Regions from separate parts of the Homo sapiens genome. Here all the other regions are linked to region 2. A link is an interaction called in ENCODE POLR2A ChIA-PET data of the cell type or tissue named here. Cell type or tissue: GM12878. All regions are shown on one strand. Links, peaks and the distances in the headings refer to the core of each region. The heading gives the core; the rest is flanking DNA. Region 1 overlaps CACNA1D (calcium voltage-gated channel subunit alpha1 D). Region 2 holds the start of CHDH (choline dehydrogenase). Region 3 overlaps CACNA1D (calcium voltage-gated channel subunit alpha1 D).

The links. Peaks named below come from ENCODE experiments on the same cell type or tissue, not always from the same donor. Only the 100,000 strongest peaks of a DNase experiment are listed, where the experiment ranks them.
Region 1: POLR2A ChIA-PET joins it to region 2 with 30 read pairs; 5 of 35 experiments call an interaction of 5 or more read pairs at or near these places.
Region 3: POLR2A ChIA-PET joins it to region 2 with 19 read pairs; 2 of 35 experiments call an interaction of 5 or more read pairs at or near these places.

Annotation. Positions count from the first base shown.
Region 1 is chr3:53,769,303-53,779,049 of GRCh38, reverse strand. It overlaps CACNA1D (calcium voltage-gated channel subunit alpha1 D), which reads right to left. Exons shown (of 48, transcript NM_001128840.3): 31 at 9,033-9,077; 32 at 8,498-8,626; 33 at 6,152-6,217; 34 at 4,372-4,463; 35 at 3,005-3,164; 36 at 2,320-2,447; 37 at 2,094-2,190. Among named protein-coding and RNA genes, the nearest start is that of CHDH, 72 kb to the left of the region's middle. RefSeq lists enhancers at 4,901-5,030, 9,643-9,747. In GM12878, for the core only: no CTCF peak of the experiment used is centred there; DNase peaks (open chromatin) are centred at 4,869 and 5,759; H3K27ac peaks cover 2,212 bases.
Region 2 is chr3:53,837,582-53,848,364 of GRCh38, reverse strand. It overlaps CHDH (choline dehydrogenase), which reads left to right and starts at 1,946. Exons shown (of 9, transcript NM_018397.5): 1 at 1,946-2,282; 2 at 7,366-7,436. It overlaps IL17RB (interleukin 17 receptor B), which reads right to left and starts at 1,797. Exons shown (of 11, transcript NM_018725.4): 1 at 1,717-1,797. The coding sequence starts at 1,776. RefSeq lists enhancers at 1,749-2,043, 1,990-2,830, 2,831-3,671 and a silencer at 1,749-2,398. In GM12878, for the core only: CTCF peaks have their summits at 1,935, 2,685 and 5,468; a DNase peak (open chromatin) is centred at 4,514; H3K4me3 peaks cover 4,116 bases; H3K27ac peaks cover 3,628 bases.
Region 3 is chr3:53,743,089-53,753,933 of GRCh38, reverse strand. CACNA1D (calcium voltage-gated channel subunit alpha1 D) reads right to left here. Exons shown (of 48, transcript NM_001128840.3): 22 at 10,817-10,845; 23 at 9,107-9,194; 24 at 8,203-8,310; 25 at 8,059-8,111; 26 at 6,486-6,632; 27 at 4,465-4,666; 28 at 2,027-2,185; 29 at 252-362. Among named protein-coding and RNA genes, the nearest start is that of CHDH, 98 kb to the left of the region's middle. RefSeq lists enhancers at 1-202, 1-446, 253-522, 4,462-4,661. In GM12878, for the core only: no CTCF peak of the experiment used is centred there; a DNase peak (open chromatin) is centred at 4,993; H3K4me3 peaks cover 395 bases; H3K27ac peaks cover 2,903 bases.

The DNA.
Region 1 (9,747 bases), core at 1,424-9,423, 71 kb after region 2:
TGGGATTACAGGTGTGAGCCACCGTGCCCGGCTCCAAGCATGTTTTTAAAGCTGTTGTGAGGGTTAAAGGAAGTAAAAGACAATGGGCCAGGCACAGGGCCTGGGACTTAGGTTCTCAACCGACGGGATCCATTACTATTCCCAACTCAGGGAATGTCCTTCAGACCTTGCCTAGTTAGACCATCATGTACATCTTGTGGCATTTTGCATGAGCCTATGTGGCTTCTCCCAGGCTTTGGTCTTTCAGAGCAGGATCCATGCTCCCCACTCCTCTTCTATATCCTGATCCCTTTAACACCAGCAATGAGAGTTGGAGGGGGTTTGGGTGAGGTACACCCTCTCTGGACCCCAGTCACTTCAACCTGTAAATGCAGATGACATGCCCAATGGATGGGAACTTGCAAGGATTAAAGGACTCACGGACACAAAGAGTTTTGTGTGAGGCAAATGGCAAGCACTAAATTAATGGTGATGTTGATAATATTTAAAAACTTCTTATTTTTCATTAACAGCATGTTCCAAAAGAAAAGATTTTCTTTCTCTTCCATATTGATGATTTGGAATCTTGTGTCTGCATAAGTCCATCCCACCCAAATTCCTAGTCCTCCTACCAACCCCGGCACCCTCTTCAAAACCAGCACAGGCAGCCAGGGAACCCTGGACATTTGTTCACTTTTCCTGGTAAGTTCCTGAGTCAGCAAAATGGATGACTGTGCCTCAAGGACATTTGAAAGCTTTATGTAAAAGGGTCTGGAAATTTAAACACAAGAAGACATCAGTGAACGGGATCCCACACTGTTCTTGGAAAGCAGAAAAGAGGCCAGTACTGGGAAGTTTATGGAAAAAAAAAAGTCAAGCTCTGTTTCAATATCCAGAGTCCGGCCTGAAGAGAGGCAAGGACCCTAAGGCCTTGCCTAGAAGGCTTTCTGGATTTTCAGGGCAGGGAACATGAGTCTGGCTCAAGGGATTTCTTTGAGAGTCTGAAACATATTTTAGACTCTGTTCTGCTACCTTGGTTTCTGTCTAGAGCTGGCTCAGCATCCTGGAGTGGTAAAAACGCCTGACCCCAGGATCTCCTTGGATCCATGAGGAGCAAGAACTAGTTGCTATGCAGACTGTATGAATTTCTAGAAGGCAGAGTTTCAAGAGGCAAACCTTGCGTTTTCCTTGAAAAAGGAAAATCTTTTTTGTCGCTGCAACAAATGTAAGGTGCTACACCGTGAGTTCTGTGGAAGGAAAAGTCTCACTGAGGGTTCCTGAGAGCGTGCTCTGGCATGGAAACACAGAACTGCGTTGCACTGGGAGATCTGCATCCATCCCTGAGAGACTAGAGCCTAGTGTGCCAGCAAAGGGGCCCCATTTCCTGTGGTGGCCACAAAGCTCTGTAGCAGAGGGGACGTGTGGAACACAGAGCACCATGTCCCCCAATGCCGAGGCTGGGAGATGTGCTCTCCTAGCACTCCCCCTCCCCTCACCCAGGCCACCAAGTCCTCCCCACTCCACATCCTAAGTGGATCTCCAAGCGACTGCTCCTATCTCTTCCCACTTCTGCTGCCTTCGTTCTGGCTCTCCTGGTTGATCCCCCTGCCTCAGGTCTACTTCTCCATTGCCAACAGCCAACTTCCTAACATGGGAACCTGAAATTCACGTTTCCTCCCCATTCTCCTGGACCTCAGCAGGACAGAGAAGGCTCAGCTTGTACCTGGGGCCTTCTGACTTCCTCTTATGTCCTAGCCAAAGGATGACCCAATGGCTCACCCTTTGCCATTACGATGTCCATTCTCCTGCCTCCTTCTGAGCCCTCCCTGCCTCTGACAAACTCCTGTGTTCCTTCTGGACCGGACTGAAATGTCGCCTTCTCTACCATCCACCCAATGACAAATTACAGAATTCCCTTCCTCTTCTGATGGTTCCTGAGAGGGTGTCCAAAGAGTTACAAATCTGAGATTTCCCCAGAGGTAGGAACCACATATTATTCATTGCTGCATCCCTAGCAACTGACAGAAGGCCTGGCTGTGTCACTTAACAAGTGTTTGTTAAATGAAGCAAGCTTCTACAAGACAGGCTGTCAGACACGCACACAGGACACTCACCTTGCACGCTACCCTGTGTGGACATAACTTCCCAAACCCCAGGGGAGGCTGGATGCGTCGAAGCAGAGTGACCACATCAAGGTGTTTTATCCTTCCCCTGGAAGTAAAATACAATCTAAGGTCCAGGAACAGTACCAGCTGGCCCGAACTTTCAGTCCACTCCACAAAAAAAGCTGACATTCCAAAATCCACCCACACACGCCAAATCAAATATTTTTCAACCTACTTTGCCTCAGGGTCATATTCTGACCATATTCTTTTGAATTCATCTAAATGGTGAGGCCCCAAAATAGACCAGTCCCGGGTCAGATAGTCGAAATTATCCATGATGACAGCCACAAACAGATTGATGATCTGAAAAAGCAAATAGGAAAGGAAGAACTTCAGCTGCAGCTGGATTGCGTTAGAACTGAGCACAGGCTTTCTAATGACATGGACATGAAACATGGGAACCCATGTCTCCAAGAGAAGTTGTAAAAACTTTCTATTTGGAGAATGTTTAAGAAAAGAGTGTGATTCTAGCTTTCTGGAATGGCTTTAATTAAGTCCTGGGGAAGGAAGGCCTTCTGAAACACATTGCAGTTTTATAATTTCATTATCACCAAATAATTCACACTCTTAGGTCACCACCATATGCACTGGCTTTGAAATTTTAGAAAGGAACCCTAAGAAGCTAAGGTGATTGGTAATTGCTCCAAGCCGATTAGTGAGCACCAAATCTCTGCTTACAAAGGTGGCGGCAGTGACACACGCCTGGTTAAACAAAAGCCCTCAACTGCCAAGTGGAGTCCAGAGTGCTCATCCACATCAATTGTCCTCAGGCGATGGGACAGGGCAAGGCCATTTGTGTGAACGCTGACTGCTACATAAGCATCTGTAAATTGAGAGGGGGAGCTGTGTTGCTCACTTACCAGAAATGCACAGAGCATGTAAAAACTGATGAAATAGACAATGGCAAAGTTGCTCCCACATGTATACTCCTCCCCGGGGTTGTAATCTGACTCAGGGTCACAGAGCTTCCCTGGGAGACAGGCCAGCATGATCTCCTGCCAGGCCTCACCTGTTGCACACCTTTTTCAGATGAAGAACAAAGGGGCTTTAGTGGGGGAAAGAAGGAATTTGAAGCTTAGATCTTAGGGGAGAAAAACTCATAATTAGAGCAAAACCTAAGTCATTTGAAGAAAATCCAATTTGAATTAATGGAAATGTGAAATTCCTACTGATTTTCACGTGCAACTTATCACAGTAACTGGAGGTCCTGCTGCAATTCCCTTGGATTTACAGCCATCATCTGATGCAAGCGCGCTAACTGTCTGCATATAAATGGATGCTTGTTTTTGTGTCTTCTCTACTTTAAACATTTGTATAATTAACAGTAATTAATTATTATTATTATTTGAGACAAGGTTTTGCTCTGTTGCCCAGGCTGGAGTGCAGTGGTGTGATCTTGGCTCACTGCAGCCTCGACCTCCTGGGCTCAGCCTCCCCAGTAGCTAGGACTACAGGCAGTTGCCACCACACCTGGCTAATTTTTGTATTTTTAGTAGAGTCAAGGTTTTGCCATGTTGCCTGGGCTGGTCTCGAACTCCTGGGCTCAAGCGATCCACCCACCTCAGCTTCCCAAAGTGCTGGGATTACAGGCGTGAGCCACTGCACCTGGCCTATTGATTATTTTTAATGACCAAAATACTTAACAACTTAAGTCTCTGTTCAATTTTGTTGAAGGCAGAGCTGGAAACCACCTAACTTGCAAATGACTTGTCAGTCACTAGAGTCATTAGAAATACTTCATGATCTCTAGAAAGTTTTCTCACTATGAGGGCAGCTTGTTTTACAAAGTTAATTAACTGACGTTAAAAGCAATCCCAAAAAATTTGAAATCATACATCTTAGGATGTTCCCCACTGGCTGTGCAAAAGGCCTTGACGTTTTTGCTAAGTTTCTGTCTTCCTGGTCGTGTTCAAGTGCATGCCTCCATGCATAAACGTACATCCTACAATTTTTCAGGTGGCCTAAGTAGCCCTACTAACTCCCAAATGAATAAACCTTATGCCAGCCACAATCGGGATTACCACAGCAGTTTTAACAATCCAGCAAAATTCCTGTGTTTGAAATGCTAGGGTCTGTGTTTAAGAATACAGAACAAACAAAAACAAAAAGCCATCACAATCAACTGAGAAAGGCACACTGCTTTAATAACCTGTGTCCTCCGTCCCTCTGGACCCACGCCTAGCGGACCCCCCTGCCCAGGAGCACCGCCCAAGCCAGTTGCAGTCACCTGAAGAGCAGCAGCACCGCCTGGGGAAACGTCTGGAAGTTATTGTTCCTATTGATCTGGTTGTTATCTCTCATGGCAACTTTCCCAAACATCTAGGTGGAGAAGTTGTCAGGAAAAAGAGAATAGATTTCGTCATGCAAAAAAAATCCGTATGTGAATTTAGAACTAACTCAGGTTTGATCTTTACCAGCTAGGGTTTTCTCATGGTACCTGGCACTTCACTCATTCAAAAAAGATCTGCCAGGCACAACCATGTGCCAGGCAGCAGGTTACACACTGGGAACGTGGTGCTCCAGAGGGGCACGGTCTCACATTCGCGGATCTCCCCTGGGGGAGACACAAAGGTAGCCAGGCAACATCAAACCCCAGTGATGATGCTGGGGTGGTCCAGACACACAGGGAAGCGTGAGACAGGCTCATCTACTGAAGGCTGGGGGGCTGGGTCAGGGAAGGCCTCTAGGGGGAAGTGACATGTAAACTCAGAACTGAAAGATACATCAGGTGATAGGAAAGGCGAAGAGTGTTTCGGGTGGAGGGAGCACCATGTGCATAGGAGCAGGGTGACAGCATAGATACCGAGGGAATGAAAATAACGTGTGATGAGCAGACAGATAAAAGACCAGGCTGGAGACAAGGGCAGGAGGCAACAGGCAGGGGCTGTGAGCCCCGGGCAGAAGAGTGGGCTTTATCTTCAGGGCAATGGGAAGGTACTAAAGAGTTTTACTTGTGAGATTTAGGGAGCAGACTGACATTCTAGAGAAACCTGCAGATGCTTACAAACGCCTGCTGGGTGAATCTGGGGTTGTGTGTGCCATGCAGCTTGCAGTTCTGAGATGGCTTTTTTTTATGAGAACATATGTGATAAAAGACCTTCCAGGGCACATAGCACCACGTGCTGCTGAATCACAGAGGCTCAAGTATGCTGACTTTTGTTTCATAACTCCTGGTAAGATTCCCAGAGATCTGCAAATGCTTCTATGCTTTCAGGATTTTAAAAAAAAAAAAGAAAAAAGAAAAAAGCACTACCATTTCTCTGCCCCAAAAATCATAGAATCACTTTACTTCTTTCTGACTTACATCCCTCCTTTACCTGAAAGACAGCACCTGCACACGTGGAGAATCTGCAAGGAGCCTGCCAGCAGAGATCTACAGCCACCTGGGCTCTTCGACTGCCTCCATTCTTAGACTAGGCTGCCTCCCTCCACCCACAACCCATCCCACTGCCCACTTGATGTTAGGGCTCCTCTGTTAGGCAGGCCCAGTCCCTTTCCCATGCCCAGGAGGAACTGGGAAACAGGGTGCAGCCCCTCTGCTTGGGTCACAGAAGAGCCCAGTTTCATGCCTCTTTTTAAAGGTGAGCTACTAAAGCACAACAATGGTCACAAAAGGCACTTGGCTCAGCACCAGCCTTCTGTTCCCGCGACGGCTCGGCACAGACTGAAAAGACCCACGAGGGGCTACTTGCTTCTCTCTTCAGTCTTGGCATCTGGAAATAGTTAGTTTCAAGTGAATTTCACTTTGTTATGATAAAGCATAATTCTTCTGCCATGACATGCAGTTTTTCCTGGTGCATTCTAACCTCTCCACATTCATCTGAGCCTGGGCCTCCCCTGGAGCTCTCTACTAAGCAGCTTTGTCTTTCTCATCTTCCTAGGCTTCAGCAGAGGCATTTGGCTGAAAAATCACAATGCTTCTACTTCACTTGGTCAGGGTACATCTTGCCACAGATTTGGGGCTACCCAGTGAAAGGGCCCCTGAGGGCGAGATGGCTGGAGCTTACCTGCATGCCAATGACCGCATAGATGAAGAACAGCATGGCTATGAGGAGGGCCACATACGGGAGCGCCTGGGAGAGAAAAGGCACTTGGCTCAGCACCAGCCGGCTGTCCCCGTGACGGCCCGCCACAGCCTGAGAAGACCCATGAGTGGCCACATGCTTCCTTTCTATTCCACGTGTTACCGTGAAAGAATATCGACAGTGAGGAAGAACCGTTTAAATCCCAGCCCTGCCCAACTACTTTAGTCCTGAAGACACCATCCACATGCACGCCCAGTGTTACAATATTACAGGCAGGATGTGCTTTCCACGGTCATTAACCCTGTAGCCTAACCCTAAACATTTTCAACACAGACACGTAACTCTCATAATCCTTAAATTCATTACTGGATTTTTGGGGTGAAATTATAATTGATCAAACCATTCCAGAACACTGGACATTTAGAGTACTTCCACTTTCTTTTGTGGGTATGTTTTGGGGGGCGGTATTGTAGATAATGTCGCAAAGGAATATCTTTATGCAAAACCACCTTGCTTCTGCTGAAGTATTTCCTTAAGGTGAAGTCTTAGGAGTGGAATTACTGGGTCAGAGGGGAAGAACCACTTTCTGGCTGTGGCTGTAGGATGCAAAATACCTCTCTTAAGATGTACACCTTCTGAAAGAACTGCTAAGTTGGGGGGCTGGGCCAGGGAAGAAAAGGAGTGAGCTGGGGGGTCGCCAAGTGTGGCTCCCTTCATAAACACCAAATACAAGTACGAGTGTCTGACAGATCCCCCGTCCTTTCACTGAATGTCAACTGCTGTCTTACCTCATCACATGTGACCAACACGTCTACCTGCACAGGGTGCCCAGAGTGTTAGGCTTAATTCTGGGAACACATGCTTAAAGCACCCGCTTTCTCTACTATCCGAGAGAGCTTGTCAGAAAGTCAGTGGCTCACAGGTGCTCAGCCACCTTCAGACCTGTGCCAGCTGTTGACCTGTGCCTGCCAGCCTGGCCCTCCCTGCAGCTGGACTGCTCAGCAGGGTCCCACAGAGTTCGTTTCAGGCTTTCCTCAACATACCTACGTGCATTTTCTTCCTAGATTGCCAAATGTTTACGATTTTTGTTTGCACAGTTTCTCTGCTTTTATGAACTGCTGCTCTGGAACATGACTTTCTTATCTGTGGCAAATTGAATCTTTAAGAATTTCTTTAAAAAGTGAGATAACATTACCTCTGAATTATCTATTTTTATAGCAGTTTGTTCCCAAGTTTTGGTACTTTAAATGAATAATAACTGTCGAGGATTCTGTGCCTTAGCAAGTTCAAGGCTCACCTGCCTGAGGCCCCCACTTTACCTTCCTCCAACCTCATTCTCCCCAGCAGGATCTGTGACTTCCCTTGTGAGTGCCTGCACCACCCCGCTTGCTGTCCCTTCTCCCTTTTACCTGTGAAAATCCCATCTACTAGGGACAAATGCTTACTGGGAGGGTAACACTGGTTACCCCAGGGGTGGGTGAGGGCCAAGTTTGAAATTTCTCTTTATATACCTTTGGACAGCTTCATTTGTTATTGTAAACATTTATAACTTTTGAATGAAAAATAGTCAAATAATTTAAAAAATGAAGATGCAGGATTCACTTTCTAATGCTTGTAGATATCCACAAATTCCCTACATGGGTCCACCTTTTACTAAGAATCTATATTTCCCACACCTTCTCTTCCAAATGGAATCAGTCCAGAAGGCTAGAATGTCTGGGGCAGGGTACTGGCAGGTACGGGAAAAGCTGGTTCTACTTGGGAAAGTCTAGAACCGAGCTGTGCCAGCCTGGAGAATCAGAGGTGACAAATGAGACATGGTGTATGCCCAAACATCCCGAACTCTGTGACCCTTCCAGGTGCAGGATAACCCAGTGATAGTGCACTGGCCCAGGTGGTGGTTTCTGATTTGTATCTAGACTAGCCAACAGACACAGCACTGTTGTAGCCTTATGAGGAAAAGGTGTCAGAGAGAGGCTGTTGGGCTTCCAGGCAGTCTGCTGGGACCTGGCACTCACCACCACCACCAGGCATCCCGGGGGCACTGCAGGGCTGCAGGCCCCACACCTCTCTCAGTCTTGGAAATGCTACAGATCTCTCAGCTACGGATCCTTCCTGCTTTCTCTTCTGTTTCCTTTAGGCAAGTAATCCCATGTGATTGACCCAAGAAATGCTGATTTGGGTCTCTCCAGCATTCCATGTTTTCTATTGATTTAGGTCCACAGAGTGGCCACACAGGGGGAGCCTGGGTCCTCTAGGATGGGGACAATCACTGACTTACATATGATCTTCAAAGACAAAGAGAGAAGTCCTTGGCATGGCTCTTACCTGAAAGGACTTAATAAAAGTCCACAGCAATGTCCGGATGCCTTCCCCCCTGCTGAGAAGCTTCACCAATCGCATCACTCGGAAAAGACGGAAAAAGGTGATGGAGATTCTATTGCTCTCTTCAGAGTTCTGAAGGGTTATCATGGAGAGGTCAAACCCAATGGAAAGTAGAACATGCAACACTTTCAGAAAAACAGCAACAGATGCAAAGGTGACAGAGGTAAGAACTGAAGATGTGATTCTAGGGCCTTTTCATCTTAAAAAGCATGATATGAAAGGAAGAGTTACATGCTAACAACACAGAGCTCGGAAAACTGCGTCCACACAGCACATGCATGTCCACGTATTCTACTGTGTTAGAGGAGAACGCTGGGCTGGTCAAGAGTACTGGACACTGATGATGAATGCAAACCACTGCAGACACTGTTCTGGAAGGACAATCATGGAGAATACAGAAAAACCAGTGGAAAACTCGACATGGTCAAATAAACTTAAGGAAAAGGCCCAGCCCCTGGGGACTAGTCACTGATCTTACCCCAGGTGTAGCAGTTGGGACAGGGACATTTTCACTTTCAGTTGGCTTTAAGAAATCAAAGATTGAAAATGGATTAATGAACCAGGAAGGAGTCAATGGTTCCAGAGAGCATTTCCCCCTTTAAAAAAATGTGTGGTTCCCATCTTTAGACACCACACCTGCTCCCTCCCTGAGAAAATACCAGTGGCTCTCCTTGGAGGTGGACTTGAGGGCAGGCAGCCATGGACATGGGCATGGACACAGTACCACTTTCTAATTCACATCTGGGGACATGCTGTGCCCAGGCTGACAGGCATCCAGTAAAGGCAGTGCTGCAAGACCTCAACAGATGCAGAGTGTGCCCCCGCTTCTCGCGAGGAGGCTAGTTCTCTTGGCTTAGTCAGGGCTGTGGGTCTCAGGAACTAACCGCTCTGCAGCAGGCCTCCTAGCCCCGAGGAACAGAATGTCTCTAGCAGAGGGGCAAGCAGTGGTGCCTGCCTGCGGGCCACAAACCCCCTTGGACCACACTCTGTTCCTATGAGACTAAACGCCTGGGTGGTGTATGTCTGACAACAGCCTCTTAGGCAGGGCTGCTGAAAAGCTGGACAGACTGAGTCAGGGCGAGGAGGAGAGAGGCAGGCTTCCCTACAGAAACCCTCGCTGCCTGCCCCACAGCTCAGACAGCTTTCACATAAGAGGGAGTGCAGGTCCGTATGAGTCTTTGGAAGAAACAGTG
Region 2 (10,783 bases), core at 1-8,000:
GCAGGGGATGACTTGGGACCGATGTGAGGCCCCTTCACACTCTAATGTTTAACTCTAGGTTTTTAGGACGGCCTAGAGTATTTACTGGGCTACCCCAGGTTAAGGAGTAGCTATGCTAAGGAGATAAACAAAAGAAAGCTCTGAATGCAGTCCATGGTACTTTCCTCAGGTTCTTTAAAATGTTCCCCTTCTAACACAAAAGGACTCACTGAGCAATTCACGAAACCATAAGCAATTATTAGTGTTCAAGAAAGGCTGGTACTAAATCGTTTGAAGTTAGCTGCTCGTGTTTTTTCATAAGAAAAAATAATTTGTGCTTTGGTTCTGGAATAAAATACTGAACCTAAAATATTGGGGCTTTAGGCAGCAGCAAGCTCAAATGACAAGACTCAATGTGATACGTCCAGCAGCTCTGGAATATGCTGCTGAGCATCCACATTTCCAAACACCTTCTAAGATCTCCTTTTGATGGTTTGAATGATTTGAGTTTGGGCAAAATTGTCAATCATTTATTTGTCTTTTAAAAAATGAACTCTAAGGGATATCATCAGATTTTTTTTTCCTTTTTCTGAGACAGAGTCTCACTTTGTCACCCAGGCTGGAGTACAGTGGCGCAGATCTCGGCTCACTGCAACCTCTGGCTCCCGGGTTCAAGTGATTCTCCTGCCTCAGCCTCCGGAGTAGCTGGGATTACAGGCGCCTGCCACCATGCCCGGCTACTTTTTGTATTTTTAGTAGAGACGGGGTTTCACCATGTTAGCCAGGCTGTTCCCAAACTCCTGACCTCAGGCAATCCGGCCGCCTCAGCCTCCCAAAGTGCTGGGATTACAGGCGTGAGCCACCGAGCCCGGCCAGACTTGACTTTTTTTTTTTTTTTTTAACAAATGAGCCATCATACCAGGAGCTGAGTTCTTATCAAACGGCCGGTGAGAGGCCAAGCAACAACCCTAAATGCTACCAAGCTCAAATTGTTGGCCTTGCAGCAACTACAGCAAAAGGGATGAATTCTTCCCTTTAGTGCAAAGAGCCAAGAGGGCTTCTGAACTGACACAGAGGGGAAGGATAGGAGCTGAAGACATCAGGAAACAGTGAATGGGGTTTGTCCACCAGCAGGTGACTACGGAGCTTGATGCTATATGCTATTCTAAGAGGGCAGCGGTATCATTTCAAAGGTTATTTGGGGGATGAGCTATTTTCTCTTCAGTGACCCAGAAGATTCCCTCGATCATTCAGGGTACTGGGGAAGAAAGGCAACTGCCTTCACGAGTGAACATGGCAATCAATATGGCCAAAAAGGGAGGGGGTACTAATGGAGAAACAGTTCTTGTGCCCCAACAGGTGAGCAGACCCCAAGTAACAATAACTACGTGCCAGGCCCTTCGCCGCTAATTGCAGGCCATGTCGTTATACCTTAAGAGACCCTGGTGGGTTCGGTACTGCCCTTCGTTTTACCGTTCGGGACTTGGAACTTGGTGAGCATAAATGACAGAACCAACAGTACAGGGTGGCATCTGAGACCGGGTCTGTCTGATTCCCACGCCCCTGACTCAAGCAACCTGACGCCGATGTCCGGGGCTGCCCTGAGGGTGCAGGCATGCCCCTTGAGCCGGCAGTCCGCGCACGCCTTCGGGGCAGCCTGGACTGGCGGATCAGACGACGTCAGGATCTGGGCTCGAGGGCCGGGAGATGAGGGAAGAGGTGCTGGCGGGGGCTTACCGGCTCTCGGGGTACGGCGCTCCTGCACAGCGCGGCCAGGCTTAGCAGCACGAGCGACATCGCCGGGCCACTGCGCGGGATCCAGGCCACCCGCACGCTGCGCTTTTATCCCGGCGCCGCCGGGCCGCCCCTTCTCGGCTCCGCCTCTCGCAGCGCCGACCCATTCCCGCCACCCGAACAGAGGGCGGGCCCGCTGGCCCCCTCCCAGGCTGGGGCAGGTCGCAGCGCCCTCGCCTGCTGGGGCTCGGAGGGATGGGCCGTGTCCGAGCGCTGGCGGAGCACGGGCCGCCGCGGCGCGCGCCTACCCCCGCGCACACGTGCATGCAGTGAGCCAGGTGCATCAGCTGCACCCGCCCTCGGGCTTCGCGCGCCTCCGCTGGAGCCCAGCTAGCCTCGCGGCTCCGGGGCCGACCGGGTCGGAACTGCTGCGTCCCCATTCCGGACGCAGAGAGCGCGCGGGGCGCCGGCGCCGCCGGTTAAAGTGCCGCGGGGCAGGGGCCGGGCCGCGGCCACCCGCTCCTCCCGCTCCGGTCCCGACTGTCGGGCTCTCGGCCGAGTCGCCCCGGGTGAGTAGCCGCGGAGGCGCCCCGACCACCCCGCAGCAGCGCCGCCCGGCCGCTAGCCCGGAGAGGCCTGGGGGCCGGAGGTTTGGGGCCGGGCTGGACGCCGAGACCCGGGCCCGCTTTACACAATCGCCCCGCCGCGCGAAGCGAAACGGGTGGAACGCAGACTGCCGAAGCTCACTGACTCCTTTGAGGGAGCGAATTCTTTCAGCTACGCGGGGTTAGAGCGGTAGGAGTGCCCGCTGCCCGACCCCAGGCTTTCTGGTAAATGTCTGTTTCCACCAAGTGAGTTCGGACAGCAACACCTGGGGCTCCCAAAGCGGAAGCCGTCAGCACTGGCGATTTGGAGCTGCGGTTCTCAAGTTTCCCTGGCCCGGGATCTCTAGCGCCGCCTAAAATGAGATCCAGACGGCAGGTCCGGGTCAGGCCCGGGATCTGCATTTAACGAGCCTCCACCCACGCCCCCGTAATTCGTGGGTGGGTGGCCCAGGGACCATCCTTTGAGACACAGTGGGTTTGGGGGAAAGTTCACAAAAATCAGCTGGGCTAACAGTGGAGTCACAGAGGCTGGAACTGCTGCTTCAGCCCCCTCGGTTTGCAAACGACAGGGTTGTGGTGACCAACTCAGGGCCATTTAAACTTGTAGGCAGAATTAGCTCCATTCTACAGATGAGAAGACGGAGGCCTAGAGAGGGGTATGGAACTTAGGGGTGTGTTGTCAGCTGGTGAGAGGCTGTACTAAGTCAAGCAGCTGTTTTAGCTGAGGCCCTACTTGTGTGCCAGGCCTGGCCCACCTGCCAGCTTGATTAAGGCTTGCATGGACTGGGGATCAGCCAGGGGTTTGGGCTCTGGCATGCATACGTGTGGAGTTGCAGGTAGCATTTTCAGAGAATTGCTCTGTTTCCTGACCAAGGAACTCAGTTGAGGTTGTGGCCGCACCCCTGCCTGGGACTGGGCCACCCTGAGCCCCTCATTCCACCTCTCTGAGTTGCTTTGGGCCCTGTGGCCCTTGAGAACATTTTCAGCTCTAATAGTCATCTTCCTGTTCAGCAAATACCTGCTGGGTGCAAAGGTGAACCACACATGGGTGCTGGCTGATGGGTACTCCTGGAGTGAGGATGAGTGCAGTGAGAATTATTTTCAAGGACACAAGTACCCGCCTTGCTGCGGAAGCCCAGATGAAAACAGCCTCGTCTGCAAGCTCAAGATTGTGAACTTTGTCCCATGGTGCTGAGGAACAATGGTACAGGCTTAAATGGTCATCCATTTTTGGTTTTAGAAAGGCCACCTGGTTGGCTCTGCAGGGCAAAATAGAGGGCTAGTCCCTCTGAGACGAGCGAGCAGGCAGCCATTCACTAACATGCGTTCATTCCGTGAGTATCTGATTCTGTGCTGTGGGCCAGGCTCTGGGCTGTGCTGGCTTTTCAGTTGTGTGCCAGGGCAGGCCCTGCTGTGAGCTTGGTGTTGTTCGGCACACAGGCTTTGAGACAACCAGGGTGCGGAGGTTAGGCCTGGAGACAGGGTTCATGAGTCAGACTTTCTCAGGGGGCAGTGGAGAGGAGAGGAGGATAGAGCCCTGGGGAGGAGAGCTTGCCTGAGGAGGTGGGGAGGTCTAAGGGGCTGCAGCAGGAAAGCCCAGTAGTGAGGGAGGAGCTCATGGGGTCAGATGGGGCAGAGAGACCAAGGGCACTGAGGCTGGTTGGTGGCAGTCACAGGAAGCCTTGGCAAAAGGATAGGGGAGGGGGTTTTGTAAAAAGAGAAGGGCTGAGGTTCTTTCTCCCCCCAGGGGAAGAAGTGTCAGGTGAGGGTGGTCTGGAGGTGGCTGAGCTGTAAGAAGGAGGAGTACTCAGGCAGGGGCTGCCAGGCAGAGACCCAAGACCCAGGCCAAGTGGCTTTCCTGCTGTTCTGGGTTCAGAATGACACTGCCCTGGCCCCCTGGGGCTTAGGGATGGGGTGATACCTGGTTCAGTTTCGTAGTTGGGGCTGTGGAGTGGAGGAGAGGGTGTGAAGGGCCCTGTAGCCACAACTGGAGGTTGAGGTGGGCAAACAGGTGTGTCTGCCTGTCCCCTCGGGGGTTTTCCCCCCTAGCTCAGAAGGCCATGCCTCAAGTGGCCCTGCATGAGAGGTCCCAGGTGGCCTGCCGGAAGGCACACAATTTATTTGGCTGCCTAAGCCTGATGACTTTGTGGCTTTTTGAACTGGAGGCTCTGGCAAGTCACTGCTCTTCTCAGAGCAGTTTCCTTTTCTGTAAAATGGGGTGGTGATAGGGGCGATGAAGTGATTTGAGTCTATGAGAGAAGCGACCTTTGGACATTTTCTGACCTTCTCCCTTCAGTCATAAATTCTGCTAGGTCTGGGTTTCTGAAAGAGCTACCAGCCAGTGTGCCTTCCTGTCCGGGGGGGCTTTGTAGGGGGTGCTCATTAAATGCTTGAATGGATGAATAAATTAACACCTACCTTCATCCAAGGCCAGTGCCTGAGCCTGCCCACCCAGGGGAGCTGGTTTGAACTTCCTCCTCTTTCTTCACAAGCAGAGCAAAGGTCAGGGCCTCTGCCAGAGCCTGGAAGATCACTGGGTCAAGTACCTATGGCCCTGACCCAGACCCTAGGGTCTGCACAGACTCTGTGCAGCCACAGCGCGGTGAGATGCCTGGCTTCCAGACCACCTGGTTCTGCGGCTCATTCACCATCTGTTGGCCTTGAGTGAGGCTCTTAGTCTTTTGGAACCTGTTTCTCCATCTGTAACATGGGGCTGACATCAGTTCTGCCTCCCCAGCAGGGCTGTTAGGAAACGCAGAAGAAACAGCAAAACAGCAGATAGGAAAGCAAGTTGAAGGATTTAAGAGTGCTGTGTAAATTTAGGGGCAGGAGAGGCAGAACCAAAAAAAAAAAAAAAAGGTGGGGGGGGAAATTCCCTAGGACCCAAGAGTCACGGTAATCCCCAGATTCTGTCATTGTTATTCCGACCTTTGCTTCTTTGCCTGATCCATCCCTGGGAGAACAAGGCCATCAGGGTTGTTGACAAGTCCTGCGGGTCCAGCCTCCACCCACACAGGTGGAATTTTCCAGTTCGTTCTTTTGCAAATATTAATCAAGGCCCTGGCTGGTCAACAGTGGATTCATTGTCTCGTGAAGAGTGAGCCGTTTCTGGCACATACTGGCTGTCTCCCAGGGCCCCTGGTGGTGAGCCGGAGCTGGGAGAGGAACTGTTGGGAGCACTCCTGGCCTCGGTGCTCCCTCAACCCCATGTTCTGCTCCAGCTGGTTAAGCTTGGCAGGGTCAATTTTAATGCCTGCTTTGAGGGAAAGACCCTGAAGCCACACTGAGGGCTTGCACCCCACTGTTCCCAGCAGGGCTACAAAACACATTTTCTCTGCTCTAGTAGGAGGGGCTGGCCCAGGAAAGCCCGCAGACTCAGGCTAGGTGTTAACTCAGCGTTAATCCCACTCCTCCTGGTTCCTAGGAGAAACCCCTTGAGGTCACATACATGTGTTCTGTTCATGGCTGTGGTCCCTGTGCCTTGTCTCCTGGGTACTTGCATTGATTTTTACATTGTTGTTATCACACTGGGGTCTCAAAGAAAGCCTCGGATGCAGAGGAGACAGGTACTGTTGTCGTTCTCTCAAAGCTCCATCTGTAAACAGGGGTGATGAAGTTAGCCTCATAGGGCTGCAGGGAGGATCACCCTGTCACCCTACGTTGGGCCGTATGTTGGGCACATGCAACAGGATCGGTGGTATATTTTTTGATCCATGATACTTGAATTTATTTGTTATTAATAATATATGGGTCGTAGATGTAGCATCACATTCCACACTTTATGGAGGAAGAAACAAGATGAGTGAGGCTATGTAAGAAGAGGGAGGATGAAACTCAGGCCAGCTGTGAACTTGATAAAATCACTATGTGGTTTGGTTTTAGCTTTGCGCTTTTCTTTTTTTCTTTTTTCTTTTTTTTTTTTGAGACAGAGTGTTGTCCTGTTGCCAAGGCTGGAGTGCAGTGGTGCAATCCGCTCACTGGGCTCAAGCAACCCTCTGAAGTAGCTGGGACTACAGGTGCACACCACCATGCCTGACTAATTTTTTCTTTCTTTTTTTATTGTTTAGAAATGGGGTCTTGCTATGTTACTGAGGCTGATATTGAACTTCTGGCCTCAAGCAATCCTCCTGCCTTGGCCTCCCAAAGTGCTGGGATTACAGGCGTGAGCCACTGCGCCCAGCCTGTGAGTTTATTTTATAACTTTATATTTGTGATTTGTGTGTGTGTGTGTATCATAGTTAGAACAGCGATACCATTTTCAGGAGCACACTAGAAACCTAGGGCCATGGGTGCAGGTTGATGTCTTACACTAGTCCCAGCTCCTGATTAATTTCAGTACTTTAGTGATAGAGTGATTTCCAGTTGATACAAAGAAGCAGTCAGTTTTTCAAACACTCACCTTGCAATCTTAGGACCCTCTGCGGTTAAACCCACCCAGAAGTCTGAAGAGGAAACAGCAGTGGGCATGTGTGTGAAAATTGGCTGGCTAACCTTGGCTGGCCAAGGTGCTTTGACCAGCAGGGGCACCCAGCACACAACCTGGACCTTGCAGTGAGCTGTGAAGCTGCCACTGCACTCCAGCCTGGGTGACAGAGGTGTCTGCTGGAAGTGGCTCTGCTTGTACTGGTGTGGAAGTGTGCCAATGAGCGCAGAAAATCAAACAGGCTTTGCAGCGCCTGTGATGTGTTTATAGGAAGTACTGGAGTCGGCGCAGCAGACAGTGGGAAGGGAAGATTTGTCCTGGCATCTGTGGCCAACCTCCTAAGCTGGTGGATTTGGGGTCTGCAGGGGTTCCATGTCTGGTCCATAACAGTGCTTCTCAAGCTCTCCATGGTGAAAGACTAGATGACTGTTTTTAAAATTTTAATCTTTCATGGGCCAATTTTTAAAATATGATGAAAATTGTTATAATAAAATGGAAGATATATAAAAAAGATAAGCCCACTATCTGCTTATTAGACTCAACAGACATAGGTTGCTGTGTCAAATGATAAAACTGTAAAAGTTTCTACCCTCTGACTTTTGATTCTGTACTTATCTCTCTCAGACAATCACAAAGAGTGTGTAGGCCAGCCCCGGTCACAGAGTGCACCGTATCCTGTCACTTCTGGATGTGAGGTGGGTATTTTTTAACTGAGATTTCAAAAAGATGGGTTAAAAGTTTACTTGAAAAAGGAAGCTGGCAATGAGCATTTGCAGAACACCCCAAACTTCTGGGGAATCGTTGGAAATCCCTCGCTGTCGGCCAGGCCCTGTGCCACAGAGATGTTCCCACCTTTCTGCTTTCCTTCACTCCTCTGGTGGGATCTGAGATTTCAAACAAACAACAACTACAAAAATCCTTTTTATCATGGAAGATTTGAAACCTGTATAAAATTAGCCAGAAGAGATGATGGAGATGGGAATTTTGTGTTCTCTTCACATAACTTTGTTAGCCTCACCTCGTGGGGGTCCTGTTTTGTATGTCCCCCTAATCCCTAGGGTGATTGTAAGCCAAATCCTAGATAACTTTTTTTTTTTGAGACAAGGTCTTTCTCTGTCATCCAGGCTGGAGTACAGTGGCAAGATCATAGCTCACGTAACCTTGAACTCCTGGGCTCAAGCAATCCTCCCACCTCAGCCTTCTAAGGAGCTGGGACTACAGGTGTCTGCTACCATGTCCAGCTAATAAAAAAATTTTTTTGTAGACATGGGGTTTCACAATGTTTCCCAAGCTGGTCTTGAACTCCTGGCCTCAAGCAGTCCTCCCACCTCCACCTCTGCCTCCCAAGGTGCTGAGATTACAGGTGTGAGCCACCCTTAAATATTTACCGTTAGAAATAGTTGAATTATTCTCTTCTAGTTATTTTGAAATGTATAACAGGTTGTTAACTACAGTCACCATACTGACCTGTCAAATACTAGATCTCATTTCTTCTATCTAACTGTATATTAGATAATTCTTCTATCTAACTGTCTATCTTTAACCCTCCATCCTCCCTTCCCTTCCTGAACTCTGATAACTACCCATCTACTCCCTATCTTCCTGAGATCCACTTTTTTAGCCTCCGCACCATGAGTGAGAATGTGATTTTTGACTTTCTGTGCTTGGCTTATTTCACTTAACATAACGACCTCCATTTCCATCAGTGTTGCTGCAAATGACAGGAACTCATTCTTTGTGATGGTTGAATAGTACTCCATTGTGTATATGGATCACATTTTTAAAAAATCTGTTTGTCCATTAATGGGTACTTAGGTTGATTCCATGTCTTGGCTATTGGGAATAGTGCTGCAGTAAACATGAATGTGCAGATATCTCTTTGATATATTGACTTCCTTTCTTCTATATACCCAGCCCAGTAGTGGGATTGTTGGATTATATGATATTTCTATTTTTAGTGTTTTGAGGCATCTCCATATTGTTTTCCACAGTGGCTGTACTAATTTGCATTCCCACAAACAATGTACAAAGGTTCCTGAAAGGGTGAGTTTAAACAACATAACTGCAGAATCATAGTCATGTCTGACAAATAATGATATCTTGACATCCTCACATACGCACTCAGTGTTCAGATGAGCAGGGTCCAGTGAAGAGCAGCACATTCTCATGGTTGGATCTTGTTCCTCTCACAGCCTGTAGGCTTCCCTTCCTCTCTCTCATCTCTCTCTCATTTATCCATTCTATACTTGGATTTATTGTTGAAGAACTGTGTGGGGTTTCCCTGCACTTGGATTCTGCTGATGATGGACCTTTGCAAGTTGCTCTGACCTTTGCGTTTCTTGTGAGTCGGTGGATTGATCTAGAAGTGTGATCAGATTCAGGTTTGAACTTTTGGGCAAGGATGTTTTATAGGTGGTATTGCATTCTCCCGTTCAGACCCCTGCCTGGACTATACAGAGAAGTCGGTCTTTTAATTGCCTCATGTGTGTGAAGTCACCTTGGTGAGTCCCCAGCTGACCCTCGCCCATATCTTTTTCTCCTTCTGCTGGTCCGGGCTCCCCGCTTGTTCTGACATCACCCTGGCTACTCTGTGGAGAGTTGGTTCTGGGGTAGCCTGAGGAGGCAGCACTAGTAGCAGGGACACTGCTAGTATGTTGTGAGGAGGGTCCCAGTGGAGATGATGGGGCCTGATCCAGGTGGTGTCCAAGGGGTGGACAAAAGTGGGCAGATTCTGCAGCACCAGCCTCATCCTTATGAGAGAAGCTACTACCCCCTAGGCCTCTGCTTCTGTGTCTGCTTTTCCTCCCCGGATAGTGCATTTTTATATACCAGTCACATGACAAGCGTTTATTGAGTGCCTGCTGTGTACGTGGCTCTGGGAGCTTCTAGCTCTCCCCCACTGCTGTCTGTAAGTGAATGCACATGGCAGGAAGAGCAGCTCCATGATGGGCTCTGCCAGGTGGGAGCTTGGTAACTCCTGGCCTCTGAAGCCTGCCCATGAGGAGAGCCTTCATCTCCCCTGGAGAGGGAACAGCAGTTGTCTTTCTTTTGCTGCTATGTGACTGCATAAGAGCTGGGACACCAGCGCCTTCTATCCCCTCGGTCTGCCTCTGGCTGTGCTCCGGGTTACCCATACCCACCTCCCTACTTTCACCCGAGGCCCTCTGTGCTGCAGATGCCACTCACCCAGGCACAGTGCAGCCCAGAGTGCAGGGAGTACACATCTGGAGCACAGTGGCCAGTCTTCCTCAGGGGCCAGCCTGAGGCACTGTATCCCCCATCCCCTAGTCTATCAGGTGCTTGACTCTGGGAGGGGCCCCTAAGGGATTCGGGTCTCCCCAGCAGCGACCTCTGTTGTACCCTGCCTCCTACCCATGGCTGGGCGCCCGCAGCACCTGCACAGACTGGATCCACAGACACGCCTGCAAGGGAGAAGAAATAGTAGGTTACCCTGAGGAGCCATCCGTGGAGGTTGAGCGGCCTGGGCCCCCCACCCTTGCCTGGGTGTTAGAACTCCAGGTTTCCAATCTTACAGTCTCTTTTTTTTTTTTTTTTTTTTTTTTTTTTGAGACAGAGTCTCACTCTGTCGCCCAGGTTGGAGTGCAGTGATACGATCTTGGCTCATGGCAACCTGTGCCTCCCAGGTTCAAGCGATTCTTTTGCCTAAGCCTCGAGTAGCTGGGACTACAAGGCGTGTGCCACCACACCCGGCTAATTTTTGTATTTTTAGTAGAGATGAGGTTTTGCCATGTTGGCCAGGCTGGTCTTGAACTCCTGACCTTAGGTGATCTGCCCACCTCAGCCTCCCAAAGTGCTGGGATTACAGATGTGAGCCACCGCGCCCGGCCTCCCACCTTACATACACTCTGCTTTTGGTATAGACCACCGTGAAGGTTTTAGAAAGTGGTGAAGCAGCTAGAGAGTGGAGGGATGTGTGCAGAGGGCAGAGGCCTGGAATGTGGAGCACAAGGTTCCCAGGCTGAGGAAGCACCCACAGTGGGGCAGCAGAGGGGAGGCAGGAGGGCAGACTTACTTCAGAGGA
Region 3 (10,845 bases), core at 1,238-9,237, 96 kb after region 2:
AGTTTACAAATTCCCAATTCTAATCTCCCTGCTTCTGTTTCTCAGAATTGTTTTCATGAGGTTTTGTTCTTGCAGATTCATTTTCCCATATATACACACATGCTCTAATCAGATTTTAATGTTCTCAGGTGGTAACCCAGTTAGCGGCCAGAACACTTTAGCATAATTCAGTAACACAAGACTAACAGGAAGCGGGTACTTCTCTAGGGTGACTCAGCAACAACCTTTGAAAAGTGGGTTCTGCAACTCACCTTAGGCTTAAATGCGATGACTTTCAAAACCATCTCGACGGTGAACACCCCGGTGAAGACCATGTTCAGAATGTCCATGGCATCATTGAACATCTTGGACTGCTCGTAGTGCTATGGATGAAGACAGAGGGACCGTTCTCAGAGCCTCAGCCACGATCTCACATGCTTGCACATGGAGGCTCCCAGCCCTCTGTGCCCCTGTGGGCATCCTCCACAGCCCAGCACCCTCGCTGGGCAATTCCACCGGCATTGCAAGGTCATGTGGTGAACTCCCACAAAGTGCAGGAGGGTCTGTGACAAGATGAGGATGATTGAATGATGAAGGGGGAAAACATATCCATTTCCTCTGCTCAGGATAAAGGGAATTCACCCTTTCTTCTGGCAGGGCTTTATGTTGAGGGCCTTGACCAGAGCACAATGCAGATACCACCAAAATGTCTATGAATAGAGGTAGAATTTGGTTAGGGATAAATTTTATGCCATGTAAGTTTATGTTGAATAAAAGGCAGTGTTTTCTTGATTTTACACTTTCTTCTACGTCAGCACACAGTCCTTTTCATTCAAAAAGAACTCTTAGGTTAAGAAAAATGCCAGAAAATTTATCCCTATCTTTAGACCTACTGTCCAGACAGCACTGAGAGCTGGTTTGATGTGCTGGAGTTCTTAAAGTCAGTGCAAAAGCTGGCTCTAGACCTTGGTCTTTGCTTCCTGTCCTCGTAGAGTATCTACTAGGCAATGTAACTTTTGAAAACATTCGCTGTTAATACCATACTATAATCTGACTTGGCCAATTAAACTCAATTGCATTTCTTGCCCCCACTGGAATAAGAAGTAGCTGTAACTCAGGTCAAACTCAACACTTCATCAACTGGAAAATTCCCTACTGCCATGCTGAGAGCCACCTGAGGACAGGAGTGTGACTTATGTTTTGTTTTCCAACATTGAGTGTTACTCTGTGACAGGCCCAGATCAAAGTGTCCAAAGGTGCCGGGCGCGGTGGCTCACGCCTGTAATACCAGCACTTTGGGAGGCTGAGGCAACGGATCACCTGAGGTCACGAGTTCGGGACCAGCCTGGCCAACGTGGTGAAACCCTGTCTCTACTAAAAATACAAAATTAGCTGGGCATGGTGGCATATGCCTGTAATCGTAGCTACTCAGAATGCTGAGGCATGAGAATCACTTGAACCCAGGAGGCGGAGGTTGCAGTGAGCCGAGATCGCGCTACTGCACTCCAGCCTGGGCTACAGAGTGAGACTGCCTCAAAAACAAAAGGCAAAAAATAAAAAACAAAGTGTCTGAGGGGAATTATCTACAGCATAAACCTTATCTCTAACGTAGGTGTGACAGATTTCCCCATTTTACTGATAAAGAAATCAAGCCTCGGGGAATTTAAACAACTTTCCCCAAGTCACAAAAAATTCAGAGTAAAATCAGGATTGAAACAGCTGTGTATCTCCAGAGCTGTAGTTCTCAACCACTAGCTGGCCACAGGAGGCCCATGGTAAATGTTTACAGAATTGAGCACCAATGCCAGGCTCCATGGAAATGTTACCTACCATCATGCTGTACGGATAATTTCTTCAACAAAAGAACTATCTTAAACTCCTACCGTGACAACTGTCAGCCAGAACAGAACTCTGGCCAACCTATAGCCCAGACTCATCAGAAAAATCAAACCCCTCCTGTGAGGGGCAGCATTCCACCCTCAGCATTTGGGGCACGGGGCTGTGCGGAATGCCCGGACCTGATCCCCACGGCTGTCTCCATTTTTACCTGCATGGCCAAGCAGAGTGTGTTGAGCATGATGAGGACAAACATCATGTATTCGAAAGGCGAAGAGTTCACCACGTACCAGAACTTGTACTGGTAGGGGTTTTTGGGGATGTATCTCCGCAAGGGACGTGCTTTCAAGGCGTATTCAACACACTGACGCTGCAACAGCAGAAAAGGGCAGAAACGGGGTTCTGAGCACTTGCAGGGAAGGAGGACCCCGTGGTCATCTGCTCTGAAAGAGCTCACCCTACAGCTCCCGGGAAGGGGCCGTGGACGATGGTGAAAATGATTACGAGTGACCCCCTTCCTGCTGCTGGCACCACTCTTGAGTCACCGAGGGCCCTGCCTCCATTACCTTCGCTGACCCTCCCAGCAAGCTCCGGGTAAGCTGGGTGCCTACCCATGTGGCTTCCATTTTGCTTACTAAAAACTGAGGCTCAGAGCTTTTAGCTGTCTTTCCTGAGGCCCTGCAGTGTATACACAAGCAGGAGTGAGGACTGGGTCCAGGCCTTATCACTGCCTTTCCTCTTTATCACACATACGGGGGATCTATAGGTGGATCACACCTATAGTTCCCCTGCCTGTGCTGTCCTCCAGGAAAGGAGGCCAAGTAACCACAGAAACTCACAAGAACGAGAGGGGCTGGCTCATTCCCCAAGACTAGTAGCCTCCTGGATGCTCCCAGTTGGAACCACATGAGATACCCTTCAGGAGCCAGAGTGTGTTAACAATACACATCTTATGGGGAGCTATCCACATGTCCATCGGGGAGCTTCTGGGCTGGGGAGCTTGTTGTGTTCATTTCAGAATCCCTAGGATGTGGTCAGTAGTGACAGCTGGATTGAACACAGGTTGGGGCCCAGCTGGAGCACTGTAGCGACAGCTGGATTGATTGGACGCAGTTTAGGGCCCAGCTGGAGCACTGTAGTGACAATTGGATTGAACACAGGTTGGGACCCAGCTGGAGCACTTTCTCACTTACTCTGGGTAGTGGGGCTGGTCCACCCTCTGCAGCAGGCCCAGAGGGAACCTCTAGCCCCAAGAGCCCTCAGCTCAGCATTGAGAGCCTAGACCTACCCCCGCTCTCCTGCTTTGACTCTGGGTGCAGGCTTCGGACAGGTTCCCAGTGTCTGGGACCCGGCGCTGCTCTGACCTCACATGCTCACTCCAGGGACCCCCAATTCAAGCCTGTGCTGGACCTCAGAGGCTGACACACTTTCAGCGCTGGCTCTGCGTGGCTGGCCTGGCCTTGCTCTGACACTCCTCTTCCTTGGGTGAGCAAATTGCTGGGCCAGACCTCTCCCTGACAATCACTGGTGGAGTCTACAGGGACACCCTGACAACTCAAAGGAAAATCTTCCTGCAAACACAAACCGGCATGTTCTCACATTTCCCAGTGGGTACAGCCAGCTATGGTTGGCTTGCCGTGCCTGGGCCACTTCCTCTGAGGAAGCCTAGGCTACCAGATCATTCTTGCTTGCGACGTCGTCATCAAAACAGAGATGCTACTGATAGAGGACCCGGGGAAACTCCCAGAAAAGAATCTCGATCTTGTAGACTCTTTCAGGGCTGCAAGGAATCTCTAAAGAGCAGCTCCTTAATGCCCTCGATTTAGAGATGAGGGATCAAGCCCCAGCAGGGATCAGAGGGCACCTAGGGTCACAGTGCAGGTGTAGGAAGATAGCCCAGAGCACAGGGCTCCCTCTCCTCACCACGTCACCCGAGCAAAAGGCTCCTACTTCTACCAGACTGGCTAAAACACGGTGTCAGATCAAGAATGATGCCAATACAATCTTAGTCCCAAATTCAAAGTTACTGACTTCCCTGGGGTGATGCAGGGTATTCCCCCCTCGGTCAGCAGTTCTCAACAAGGGGCAGCTTTGCCCCCCAAAGGACACTTGGCAATGTCTGGAGACATTTTGGTTACTGCTACCAGGGGAAGACGAACCATTGGCATCTAACAGCTGGAAGCCACGGATGCTGCTAAACAGCCTAAAAAGCCCAGGAAACACAACCAAGAATCATCCCAGACTGAAATGCTAATAGCACCAAGGGTAAGAAACTGCCCTAAGTGGCTTTAAAGACCATCTCCCAGTAGGGACTGTGAATGTCTGTGTGAGTGGCCACAGCACCCCAACTAAGATTCTGATACATCACTAGTGGGTCATGACCATGGCAGGTGGCGTAAGCACTCTCTGATTTCATACCACCAGGTCTGGCGATGGATTTCATAATTACAAAGTCTCATATGTATCGGGAAACCTAACGCTCAGCAGTGATGACTCAAATGGGCTGAGGGTGTGCTTAGAACAGGGCCCTAGCCCCAGGGACAGACAGTATGTGGGTGCCCTTCTCTGGGTATGGGGGAAATCAGTCAATAAAGAAGGCACTCCGCTCCTGACCAAGGGACAGAAGCCAAAACAGTGTGTGACTTTAACCTGATTTTTGTCCAGCTCACAGTTCTTATACTCTTTTTCTCCTTGTTCCTGAAATGTAACGATGACAAAGCCCACAAAGATGTTCATCATGAAGAAAGCTACAATGATGATGTAGATGATGAAGAAGATGGAGATCTCCACGCGGTGGTTGTAGATTGGGCCGATGTTCTCTCCATTCGAGTCGATGGCTTTATACAGCAACCTAGAGAGAGAAAAACCAAGTGAGGACCTGCCAAGCCCCCCAGCCCACACGGCCCAGCCCGCTGCCTTCCCAGGTCCTCCCTCTCCAGAACTCCTCTCATGAGCACTCGCTGGGAACCCACCCCAAGGCTGCTGGACACAACCAGGTCTCTCCCATCAGCCTCAGGCCCAAACAGCCAGCACTAAGAGGAGGGGGCACCCAGGATATCATCATCGAGGGACTGTTCTGAGGAACTGAAAATCAAAAGATTTCACAAATATCCTAAAACACTCCTTTCTATTCAGAGAGGAAGAATATCACGTGTAAGACACTGGAGGAAGTGAAAACTATGCACACTGGCAAGACAGTAAGTGACCAACCAGAGTAGTTCCAAAGAACTAAGGGTGCTTCCCCAAACAGAGATATGCACTAAAATTAAAGCTATGCCTAGCGGAACTCTTAACAGGAAGAGGGGGATTACTGTAACACCCTTGGGGTCCATTGATCCCCATTCTGATGCAGATTCAACACTTCTGGGGCACCCAGCCCATGCATAGGCTTCCCGAGACACTTTCACAGCCTCTCCCTTAATCCTCACATCCATCTGGGAAGGCAGACATTACTATCATCCCCATCATAGGAATATTCAGGGAGGTATCAAAGTGCCACAGTCACACTCCTTGGGGGCAGAGCCAGGAGTTGAGCCAGTTCCTCCAAGCCCCGAGTCCCAGGTTTGCTCCTTTCTCCTCAGCTGCCACCATGATTTGCTCAAGTACAGTGTTCAAAGCCTGACACTATAGCCTGTGCCTGCACACAGTGAAGGGCCTTACTCCATGCCTCTGTTCTCCCAGGATTAAATCCCTAATGAACAAGCCCCACCTGACTGTCTCTTTATCCTACAGGAGCTCCTGAAAATATCTGACTCTTACACACACCCCAAGAACTCTGCTGGCCTGCGAGCCCCAGCCTGCCCACCTCCTGCAGCTCATCTATGCATGGGGACCGGGTATCCAGGACTCTAGGTGTGTTTGCACACTGATGGCAGGAGCTGGGGGTGGGAGCTCCAGAAGCAAAGAGCAACACGAAAGCACAGAGGATTCTCCCTTTCAAATTCTAACTTCTCCTTACCTGCTCTTCTTACTTTACCCATCAACATCTTAGCCATTCTTCAGGACCCTGTTCTGCACATCTAGGACACACCAGACCACCTGCCTGGTTTGACCACTTGACACTGATTTGATTTGGGCTTGAGGAGAGGAAGCATGTTTAGACACTGTTTCCTCCACAGTGCCTAACATGCCATGTTGCACAGAGCTGGTATCTAAGCACGCAGTCAGCCAGAGCCCAGTTAGACATTTTTAACGGGTGGGGAGACACAAGCCTCTGCACAGCATGGTCTGTAAATGAGCGAGCAGGTGCTCAGTAAAAGAGATGGCATAACAGCAACTGTCCGCAACTGGGAATATATTAGAATGAATGAATGAATGAATGAATGAATGAATGAATGGTTTGGGACACCATTCAGACCCTCTTTGGGAGCAGCGGATGGCAGCTTTCCTGACATCCAATGGGAGTTCATGGGACTGAGGCATCTCAGGCCTCCCTGCTTCCACCCAGAGATGCTGCCAGGCACCTCTACCAACCCTGCTTCACAAATCATCCACCTACACAGAAAGAGGCCCTGTGGGTCAAGAAGTGACTGAGAAGTGGCCCAAGGTTAAAAAGCCACAGGGCAATCCTGCGACACTGGAGAACAGAAATGGGACTGACTCCAGGAGGGAGGGCTCAGCCCTGGGCACGCAGGTGCCTCTCCAGAAGACTGTGTGCTCCCTGTACTTACGCAGGCCAGCCCTCAAACGTGGAGACTGTGAAGAGCGCCATCATAGCAGAGAGGACGTTGTCGAAGTTGAAATCACTGTTTTGCCAGATCCGTTCACGGACCACAGGACTGTCAACATCCCCATCCTTGTAGAGGATGAAAAGTCCCCTGGAGAGGAAAACAGGTGTGGGTCGTCTGGCTTCACACATGACAGGTGGAAGCAGCGTAAAGTTGGACACACTGCCCCAATCCAACCTCCAGGCAGGTCACACTCAGTCCGCCCGCCTGTCACACAGCTGAGCATAACACCGGCGCCGTTTCTCCTCTCCTCGCCCTCCATTTAATCTACTTCGCGGCTCAAATAACCATTGAATAACTACCAGTGCAACGTGTATTCTCCAGAGCAGCCACCCAGACACCGGGCATACGTCGTTGGCCGATAAAAACCACAGCATGGTGAGAGCATCTCTTACACAATGGGCTTGAGGCGCGCTCTGAAGGATCAAAGCTCAGCCATAGAGAACTCTGTAGGCTCTAGGAAACGAACCCACGTATACTCTTCCTGCATTTTAGTTTTAATCAAATCCCTTTCTCTTCTTACTAATGACATTCCCAATTTTCTTTCCGAAAGAATTGCATTATTTCTGGCAAATTATTTCTCCCAGAACTTCATTTCTGGAAGGAACCCAAGAGATAAAGCGCAATATCTTTATTTTACAAATGAAGACACAGAGGCTTCAAGAGGGAAGAAACAGTGTCCTCACGCCAATGCCAGGCTGCTCACCTCCAGGGACGCCATGAACGGTGTGTGAACGGTGCCTCTGGAGGTGCAGAGACACAGCCAAATTGCAATTGGTGCTCTCTGACTGCACCTTCTGCTTAAAATAAACCCCAAACCAATGTACAGGCACAGTCAGCCAGAGCCCAGTCAGTTATGTCTCTCGCGGGTGGGGAGACACAGGCCTCTGCACAGTCTGAAACTTTAGGCAATGGCTTCCATGACTGCCTTCATGGTCACTGGACATCCTGGAATGGGAGGCATGAATATCTCCCACCTTGTCTCTCCTCTGCCAGTTCTTGTCTATGGAAATATGGCCAAGATGTAGGTAATAGGAGCCAGGAGAGAGGAAGTCTAGAAAGTGTATAAGAAGAGGGAGCCAGTTCCCAAACACCAGGGAGTTGAGTTCCAAATTCTGATTTGGGGAAATCATCCACATGGCTGTCATGGAAGCTATTTGGGGCATTTCATAATTGTTATTTCAGGGTTCCCCCAACTCCCATCATTTATAGATTCTCCACCACAAAAGCCATCTAGCCATTCTTTTGGGATGACAAAAAGTTTGCAACTAGATAGAGATGTTGGTTGCACAACAATGCCATGGATACTATATGCTAAGGAACTGTATACTGAAAATGGTTGATGTTACGTGAATTTCACCTCAATGAAAAACAAACACCATCTATCTACCCACAAGCTGAGCACACAGGCCTATTTTATTTCACGACCAAAACTTCTGACGTGCCAACATGTGTGAATCCTTGAAGTCTGCTATTTGCTCTTCTAAGTCCCCTACTCCACTCTCAGGACGCTCACCTGCATTCTTCAGGGTTACTTTTGGCTTCATCCGTACAGCGATAGAACTTCCCCTGGGTATAAAATAGACAGGCAGTTAAGTAAATGCAGGCTTCTCCTTAAAGAAATCCACCTGAGTTTTATGCTTGGAGGCAGTTCCTCTACCTTGAACAACTGGACCCCGATACAGGCAAACATGAACTGCAGGAGGGTGGTGACGATCATGATGTTGCCGATGGTCCGGATGGCCACGAAGACGCACTGGACCACGTGCTGCGGAGAGGGCAGAGGGGCGTGACTCTTCTTTGTGATTTTGGCCTTGAGGTGAGCTAACATCAGCCGACAGTTTCTGTGTTGGCCAGGCACAGTGGCTCACACCTCTAATCCCAGCACTTTGGGAGGCAGAAGTGGGCAGATCACTTGAGGTCAGGAGTTTGAGACCAGCCTGGCCAACATGGTGAAACCCCATCTGTACTAAAAATACAAAAATTAGCTGGGCGTGGTGGTGTGCACCTGTAATCCCAGCTACTGAGGAGGCTGAGGCAGGGGAATTGCTTGACCCCAGGAGGCAGAGGTTGTAGTGAGCCGAGATCACACCACTGCACTCTAGCCTGGGCAACAGAGCAAGACTCCGTTTCAAAGAAAAAAAAAAAAAGAAGAAATGCTACAGGTGCAGTGCTGCCTGGCACATGGGCCCAAAGGGTCCCCACCCCATAAATGACTCAGGAAAACAGAAACCCAGTAGCCTTTTATACAGTCTACATGAAAACTGAAAGACTAAATAAACTAAATAAAAGACTAAAATAAACACAAAGAACTACTAATAAAAAGGTAATAAATGAACAATAATTACAAAGAAAAATATCTTCAATTACCAAAAATAAAGACAATAAATAATAATTTTTAAAATGCCATTAGCACTTGGCACAGGTGGCTGAATTGGTTAGAAAGGTCCTTATAACTCACTTTAAAAATCCATCAGGCCTCAGCTCAGCTCTGCCCAGAAGAGCCAGTAATTACAGCCAACCCCAACCCAAGCCAGCCCAGCCGGGAGGAGAGGAATCAAAACCTTAAGTCCTTTTGCTCTGTTGATGGCCCTGAGGGGACGCAGGACCCTTAAGACCCTCAGAATCTTCACAACGGAGATGGCACTGGATCTAGGGAAGGAGCAGAAAGACGGCAGGCAGAGCGTGTTATAAATGGACAGGATGCTTTGAGATTCACCCTTTCACTGGATCTTCACTTTAGTATCCCTGCACAGTTAGCGTGGGATCCATGTGGTGCTGAGCTGATCTCTCTTCACGACTCAGAGGCGACTTCTCCTCCCCGCCCACACGAGGCAGCACCTCCCAAGCCCAGCCCATGGCACTCACAGAGGCTGACAGGTGCACAGCTAACCTTGGCAGAGACACAACTCACGAACTCTCTTTGTTCTTTCCACTCACTGTAAATACTAGGTAGTAGCTGGCTTTTAGGCTTCATATATCATTTGTTTTTGTTTAAGGTTGGAGGTCTGCTGTAGCACTTTGGTACCAGGGCTTCTCTGGCCTTCAAGGAGCTCACAGTCTGGTGGAGAGATGGGCAATCCCAACCCAGTGTGGCACATGACAGGGGTAAATGTGGTGTGCTCAGCCAGGGGAGCACAACCTGTGGGGGTGGGGCAGGGGGAGCCTGGGAAGGACTCTGGGGTGGGGGTGGTGATAGCCAGGTGAGTCCCAAAGGAGGAGTAGGGGTTAGCGAGGACAATAGGGAGGGGGGCTCCAGTGTGAGGGAGCAGCATGTACAAAGATGCGACACAAGAGAATGCAGCTTTCTGCTTTACCCTAGGTGGCTGAGTGTGGCCAGAACACATGCTCAGGAGGAAGTGGGCAAGGCTGCAGCTTGGACATGAACAGCCTGGGAGTTAATAGGAGCTGCAAAGATGTTAATGCAAATGGCCTTCCAAGCTATGATCACAGGGTTCCCTCAGTGGCAGGCGAGAAGGATAACACAAAGGGCTGTTCCAAGCAGAGGTTTTTGGTCTTCCTAGGAGGGCAGGTCCTTTCCACTTCTCTTTAGCTTAGAGGGCAGGTGTGTGCATGTGTGCTCATACAGGGGAGATTCTATGCTCAGCACCTGAACAGAAGTGCTCACAGGCCAGCAAGAAAGCAAGGCCACACCTGATGCTCTACTGGAGCCTCTGCCCCACACCCCTGGGGATGGTAAGCAGTACTCAGCAATGGCTGTTCCCACCAGAAATCGCTAAATGCCATGGAAAAGACCTGGGGCCCTGACTTTCAGCCTTGGCTCCCTCCTAGCTGAAAAATTTTGAGGCCAAAGAAAAAGTCCTAGCAGGTTCTATATCCTGAAAATCAAAGGAAGTTCTCAATATCTAAGCTGGAAAAACTGAAAGGCCACCTGGTCCCAGCCCCTCCTATATAAAAGGGGCACAGGGTTCCTGAGAGAGGATGCCCTCAAGGCCCTGGAATCAGCCTTTGGAGGAACCAGGACTAGAACCTAGATTCCCTCCCTCCTAGTCAACACTTCTTTCACCTCAGTTGAAAGCAAATTTCACAGACAGTAATAAGCTCAACTTAGCAGCAGGCACAAAAAGAAAAAAACACACACACACAAGAAAACATGAATTGTTTAAATCTTTCTGGAATGGGAGCAAATTAAATAAACCTATATAACTAAATATAATCATGAAAATGATGCCCAGCCTTTATCAATTATGTTAAAATCCCTTACATAAACCATTCAGCCCAACAATTCTGGGCACACACCCCAGAATACTTACTGAATCCCAAATGACACCAGAGACACCCC